Linked DNA regions of Homo sapiens: region 1 is linked to region 2. The links are chromatin contacts, found by Hi-C or POLR2A ChIA-PET in ENCODE. All regions are on one chromosome and are shown on one strand. Each heading gives the region's core, a stretch centred on a gene start or an enhancer-like site at or near the end of the contact. The rest is flanking DNA. Distances are from core to core; before and after follow the strand shown. Region 1 overlaps ADGRE1 (adhesion G protein-coupled receptor E1). Region 2 has its middle 14 kb from the start of TNFSF9.

The links. Hi-C counts contacts between places; a loop is a spot of excess contacts on that map. ChIA-PET counts read pairs that join two places held with the same protein, here RNA polymerase II (POLR2A). Pooled maps may share reads with other maps.
Region 1: a pooled map shows a loop between it and region 2 (5-fold over the local background). The contact joins two enhancer-like sites. A Hi-C loop is called at or near these places in 2 of 50 pooled maps. POLR2A ChIA-PET finds 5 or more read pairs at or near these places in 3 of 52 experiments (A673, HEK293 and activated naive CD4-positive, alpha-beta T cell).

Annotation. Positions count from the first base shown.
Region 1 is chr19:6,925,006-6,928,613 of GRCh38, reverse strand. It overlaps ADGRE1 (adhesion G protein-coupled receptor E1), which reads right to left. Exons shown (of 21, transcript NM_001974.5): 16 at 2,013-2,248; 17 at 403-469. All of the region lies in intron 1 of LOC105372256 (a long non-coding RNA gene), which reads left to right. Among named protein-coding and RNA genes, the nearest start is that of ADGRE1, 39 kb to the right of the region's middle. RefSeq lists an enhancer at 2,090-2,329. Within about 2 kb of position 2,358, at least 2 of the 41 ENCODE cell types and tissues checked have a DNase peak (open chromatin) inside an H3K27ac peak, as active enhancers do.
Region 2 is chr19:6,515,751-6,519,083 of GRCh38, reverse strand. No RefSeq gene overlaps it. Among named protein-coding and RNA genes, the nearest start is that of TNFSF9, 14 kb to the left of the region's middle. RefSeq lists enhancers at 841-970, 1,021-1,070, 2,412-2,952 and a silencer at 2,381-2,550. Within about 2 kb of position 2,068, at least 32 of the 41 ENCODE cell types and tissues checked have a DNase peak (open chromatin) inside an H3K27ac peak, as active enhancers do.

The DNA of each region.
Region 1 (3,608 bases), core at 1,109-3,608, 410 kb before region 2:
TCTGTTGCCCAGGCTGGAGTACAGTGGCATGAATTTGGCTCACTGCAACCTCCATGTCTCCTGGATTCAAGCGATTCTCCTGCCTCAGCCTCCTAAGTAGCTGGGATTACAAGTGCTCGCCACCACACCCAGCTAATTTTTTGTATTTTTAGCAGAGATGGGGTTTCGCCAAGTTGGCCAGACTGTTCTCGAACTCCTGACCTCAGGTGATCCACCCGCCTCAGCCTCCCAAAGTGCTGGGATTACAGGCGTGAGCCACCACGCCCGGCCTGGAAAGGAGAACTTTTGATGGGAATAAGTGACCCTCTCAGCTGCACACGTCCCTGGAAATTCCAGATCTCGCAGGTCTCCTTGCTCCTCCTTCAGAACACACTTCGCCAGGCTGTTGTAGTATTTGCTTACCACTATAACTGTGCAAACTGGCCCCAAGAAACTCCAGATGAACCCTGTCTCTGTATTCAGCCAGCAGCTGTGGAGAGAAATAGGAGGAGTCAGCGCTTGTCTCAGAGTCCTGACCTTACAGTTAACCCTGTCCCAACAAATGCCCTAGTGGAGGAGAACACTGGGAGGTGAGACTCAGATGATGCTCAGGATGGTCCCGGTTGCAGTTCAGTTTCCTTTAGATCACTGCGCTTCCTCTTTTAGACCTTCTTCCTGGGCAAATGTACCTGAAATGTTTACCTAGTGCCCAAGGTTGAGCTCATTTCCCAATTCACAACTTTGTAATCCTGTTTCCCTCTATGCAGAACTCTCCACTGGTACACCTTATCATTCAAATCTCAGCTCAGGCCGGGCGTGGGGTCTCACGCCTGTAATCCCAGCTACTTGGGAGGCTGAGATAGGAGAATCGCTTGAACCCAGGAGGTGGAGGTTGCAGTGAGCTGAGATCACGCCACCGCACTCCAGCCTGGGTGACAAGAGCAAAACTCTGTCTCAAGATAAATAAATAACAAATAAATAAATAAATAAATAAATCTCAGCTCAAATGTCACCTCCTCTGAGAAGCCACTCCTGACTATCCTTAGATAGGGCAACCTGTCTCTGCTCCTGGTATCCATCTAGCAGAGCTCACTGCATTTTTAAAACAGCAGCTATCACTATCGTAAGTTACCTTGTTTAATTGCTTGTGTAACTGCAAACTGTCTTCCACTACTAGACTATGAGTTTCATGAGAATTTGGGCCTTAGGTGTTTGTTCATCTCTGAATACTCAGCACTCAGAGCACAGCCTAGCATAGACAAGATATTTCATAAAATTGTTTATTCGAAGAAAGGAAGGAAAGAAGGAAAGAAGGGAGGGAGGAAGGGAGGAAGAGAGGGAGGGAGGGAAGGGAAGGAAGGCAAGGAAGGAAGGGAGGGAGGGAGGGAGGAAGGAAGGAGGGAGGGAAGAGGGGAGGGAGGAAGAAGGGAGGAGGGAGGGAGGGAGAGTGGGAGGGAGGAAGAAAGGATTGGCTCCTTTTATTATGTCTCTAGTGTACATTAGCTGCTTTTACAACACAACAACCATTCCGTCATGTTCAATAACAGCACCCCAATATTCCCCCCACTTTTTTCTGAGATGAAGTCTCGCTCTTGTCCCCCAGGCTGGAGTGCAATGATGCCATCTCATCTCACTGCAGCCTCCGCCTCCCGGGTTCAGGTGATTCTTCTGCTTCGGCCTCCCGAGTAGCTGGGATTACAGGTGCACACCACCATGCAGAAGTATTCCTTTCCCACTTTCACCCCCACCACCCCCCATGTCATACACGCAAGAAAAGGAAAATAATCAAGTTAGGTAAACCAGATGTTCTCTTCCTGGAACATAAACCTCAAATAGTAGTGATCCTGGATTTGTGCAGTGCACAACCCATGCTGCTGTACATGGTGGTCCTGAAACCAATAGTACATAATAGAAGAGCTCGATAAATGGTAGCCACAACTACTGCTACTGTTGTTACTCTTCTTGTTGCTCATGTCATTATCACCATAAGCCCTGGCAGCAGGGTCTTCAGGAAGAGAGAGGATGTCACTCACCGATTATGCATTCCATAGCCCTGTGGCTGCACACTGGCAGAGATCACCACCACCAGCATCGGCAGCCCATAACCAAAGGCACAGATGTGCAGCATCTTGATGTTGCGAGAGCTGAAGTAATTCACCACCTTCAGGTTTCTGACCATCAAGAACAGTATCACAGCCTCCACCAGCATCCAGAAGAAGCAGGCAAGGAAAAGGTAGTGCAGGAAGCCCGCGATGATGGCGCAGCCCATCTGGAGGGGAGAAGCATGCGCATCAGAATCCTCCACCCCAGAGAGAAATCGAAAGGAAGAAAGGAAGAGAGAGACTCCTCGGCTGGAAATTCCCCAAACCTAGCTCACTCATTCATCTCACAAACATTTATAGAGAGGTGCAGTGGTTCTTGACCACAGGGAGGAGCACTTCTTGGTAAGGAGACCCATGGTCCTGGTTTGTCTGGACCTAAGATTTCCCAAGACGCATGACTTTCAGTTCTAAAACAGGAAGAGTTTTAGGAAAACTGATTGTCGATCACCCTACTTTAGGGAATGGTTGAAAACAGGCGGGTTCAGCAAACTAGACCCCATAGGCTGGCTGCCTGCCTTGTAAATAAAGTTTTACTGGCTGGGTGTGGTGGCTCATGCTTGTAATCCCAGCACTTTGGAAGGCTGAGGCAGGCAGATCGCTCAAGCCCAGGAGTTTGAGACCAGACTGGGCAACATGATGAAACCCCCCTCTCTATACAAAAATACAAAAATTAGCCAGACATGGTGGCACAGGCCTGTGGTCCCAGGTACTTGGGAGGCAAACGTGGGAGGATCGCTTGAGCCTGGTAGGCTATAAGGAGCTGTGATTCGGCCACTGCACTCTAGCCTGGGTGACATAGCAAGACCCTGTCTCAAAAAAACTAAAAAAATTAAAAATTTAAAAAAAGAAAAGAAAAATAAAGGGAAGTAGAGATTCTAAACTGTAGCATTATCGACATCTGTAACATTATTGCAGAGTCATTCTCTGCCGTGGAGGGCTGCCTTGGGCACGACAAGATACTTAGCAGTATCCCTAACCTTTACCCACCAGAGAGCAGTAGCACGCTGCTCCAGTTGTGACAAGGAAAAATGTCCCCAGACATTGCCAAGTCTCCCCTGGGGACAAAAAGCACCCAGGGAGAGAACCTCTGGTTTAGAAAGTAACAGGAGGGGCCGTGCGTGATGGCTGAAGCCTATAATCCCAGCACTTTGGGAGACCAAGGCGGGTGGATCACCTGAGGTCAGGAGTTCAGGACTAGCCTGGCCAAAATGGTGAAACCCCGTCTCTACTAAAAATACAAAAAAATTAGCCGGGCATAGTGTCTCATGCCTGTATTCCCAGCTTCTCAGGAGGCTGAGGCAGGAGAATTGCTTGAACCAAGAGGCAGGGGTTGCAGTGAGCCAAGATCGTGCCATTGCACTCCAGCCTGGGCAACAAGAGCGAAACTCAGTATCAAAAACAAACAAACAAACAAACAAAAACAAGTAATAGGAGGAACCACTATAATTCATAACACGATCAGGGACATAAGTTTAAACTGAGAGCTGTCACAAGGAGTCAAGCAGGTAAGAAGCTGGGAAGTGAGTG
Region 2 (3,333 bases), core at 819-3,318:
TCGGGAGGCTGCGGCAGGAGAATCGCTTAAACCGGGGAGGTGGAGGTTGCAGTGAGCCGAGATCACACCACTGCCCTCCAGCCTGACAACAGAGTGAGACTCCATCTCAAAAAAAAAAAAAAAAAAAAAGAGGCTGGGCATGGTGGCTCACGCCTGTAATCCCTGCACTTTGGGAGGTCCAGGCAGGTGGATCACGAGGTCAGGAGTTCGAAACCAGCCTGGCCAACATGGGGAAACCCCATCTCGACTAAAAATACAAAAATTAGTCAGGTGTGGTGGCGCATGCCTGTAATCCCAGCTACTCAGGAGGCTGAGGCAGGAGAATCACTTGAACCCAGGAGGCAGAGGCTGCAGTGAGCCGAGATCATCATGCCACTGCACTCCAGCCTAGGCAACAGAGTGAGATTCTGTCTCGGGGGAACAAAAAAAAACCTTTAAAAGAATAACCAAGTGAGGAAAAAAAGAAACGAAAGCAAGGTGCAGGCTGCTATGTGCAGAATGCACGCTTTGGGTTTCAGAGCAGAAATAGGTTTGTATAAAACATTTCAGAAAGATGTGCAAAAATTGAGGGTATTGGGGTGAGAAGATGTGGATGTTTCATGGTGTATGATTTTGCATGCTTGCATTTTCCATGGGTTCGTTTTGTTTGCTTTGTTTTATTCTTTTTGTTTTAACATTAAGCACAGAATCGTGGCCAGCTTTCACACACGCAGAAAGAAACCAGTGGCCAGAGCCACTTGGAGGAAGGAAACTTTTTGTACCTAGTGACATCAAAGGCAGGAAATGGTGTTTCCCTGTTGAGGGCAGTGGAAGGAGGAGTCAGGGTTGGGGAAGACCCAGGCAGACTTGGGGCAGACCCAGCGACCCCTTCCAAGAGCATGAAGAGGCAGCTCACGGTGCTGGGAAGTCAACCCGCTTTGGAAAGGGAATCCCAGCAGGGTAACTACCTGGAAAGGACTTTCCAACTCCCCTGGGGGAGGGACACAAGTAGACACACACAGACACCAGAACACAAAGGGCACACCCATTCTGGACATATACAATCACACAAAACAAGACAGACATACAGACACACCATGCAGACATACACACAATCACACACACACACACACACCTGGACACACAATCATAGATACACAACAACCATCAAAGCTAGCCACAGACCGGGTGCAGTGTCTCACGCCTGTAATCCCAGCACCTTGGGATGCCAAGGCAGTCAGATCACTTGAGGTCAGGAGTCCGAGACCAACCTGGCCAACATGGTGAAACCCTGTCTCTACCAAAAATACAAAAAAAAAAAAAAAAAAAAAATAGCCGGGCGTGGTGGTGAGTGCCTGTAGTCCCAGCTACTAAGGAGGCTGAGATGGGAGACTCGCTTGAACCCGGGAGGCAGAGGTTGCAGTGAGCCAAGATGGCGCCGCTGTACTCCAGCCTGGATGACAGAGTAAGATTCTGCCTCAAAAAAAAAAAAAAAGCTAGCAACAGACACACACAAGGACACAAGAGACATATATTCAGGGCATATAACCAAACACACCGAGACTAGAACACACCAACACAGACACACCATCACACACATACCAAAACAGACATGGAGGTACACAACACACACGTACACGGTTACACACTGAGACAGACACCCAAAGACACAATCGTAGATACACATACATGGCAGGCACCATGGCTAGTCATAGACATAACGCAAGAACACACGTTATGGGCATGCACAATCACACACACAGAGGTCCAGGTCCAATCCTACGACCATCCAAGGTCTGCCCCGCTCCCAGAGGAGTCCCCAGGGACTACCCCTCAGAACACCCAAGTTCCACCCTGTACCCACAGAGGACCACCCAAGATCCACTCCCGCCAGGGAACCCAGGACTCACCCCTCAGACCACCTAGGATCCATCCCCCAAGAGGAAACTCAGGCCCTTCCCTCTGGGGACCTCCCCCTCCCTCCCCTGAGGAACAATCACTCTGGGCCCCTTTTCTCCGCAGCGATACCCAGCTTGGGCAGCGGGCGCCCCCTGGTGGACCTGGAGCCCCAGTCCAGGACTGCACGGAGCTGGGGCCCAGGAGCCAAGGCGCGCGGGGAGTTCCGGTGCTCTAGGACTTGGGAGCATTCACGGCAGAACCGGGGAAGGAAAGAGCGTGGAGACGCGGGAAGGGGAGATGGGAGGCCGGAACTGGATCGGGCAGGGCATTAAGCGCGGGAACAGAACGTCGGAAGCAGGAATGGGTTGGAGGCGGTTGGACCGAAGACCTCCTACTCCCGCACCCCAGCCAGCCCCGCGTCTCCACCCGGCAGGTGCGGCTCCTGGACCGCGGAAGACCCCGGAGGCGGATTCCCAACGAGGCACAGCGAGGGCAGGGTCGGGGAGGTTAGAGTGCTGAGGGTGGGAGGTCTTCGGTCCCACGGCCGAAGCTCGCCTAGTCATGGCTCTCAGCCTGGAAGTAACGCCAAGAAATCGCCCGAGACTGGGAATGCCCAGCGCTCAGCCTGGATGATCACCAGCACCAACGTGGCTTTGGCTCGCGGGTTCAAGAGAAAGATGGGCCCGCCCCTTCCACGACTGATCCTGTCAGTCTACCGAAGCCCCATTCCGCTGTCATCCGCCTCCCACCTCCCTAGCTTCTCCCCAGGCCCCGCCCTCGTACCCATCCGTTTGCCTCTCAGGCTCTGCCCACTCCTCAGTCCTTCCCACTTTCCTGTCATTCTCTCGAGGACCGTCCGCTTCCCCAGCAGACTCCCAGGCCCAGCCCACTCCTCAGTTCCCCTACCCCACGGTCATTCTCCCTAGACTCCGCCCACTTCATAGTTATTTGTCTCCCAGCCCTTGCTAACTCCTTAGTCCCTCCCACTTCCCTGTCATTCTCCCCAGGCCCCGCCCACTTCCCCTGCTGTCCGCTCCAGGCCCTTCCCACGCCACAGTTCCTCCCAATATTATCTCCAGGCCCCGCCCACTTCCCCTGTTATCAGCCTCCCAGACCCTGCCCACTCCTCAGTCCCTCACACCTCCCTGTCATTCTCCCAGGCCCCGCCCATTTCCCAATCATTAGTGACCTGGGAATAGGGCCTGGAGACTCTTCGTGCCCCACTCTGTTTTCTGCTTTTTTTTTTTTTTTTTTTTTTGGAGACGGAGTTTTGCTCTTGTCGTCCAGGCTGCAGTGCAATGGTGCGATCTCGGCTCACTGCAACCTCCGACTCCCGGGTTCAAGTGATCCTCCTGCCTCAGGCTCCCGAGTAGCTGGGATTACAGACATGCACCACCACGCCCGTCTAATTTTTTTTTTTTATTGTATTATTAGTAAGGACAGGGTTTCACCATG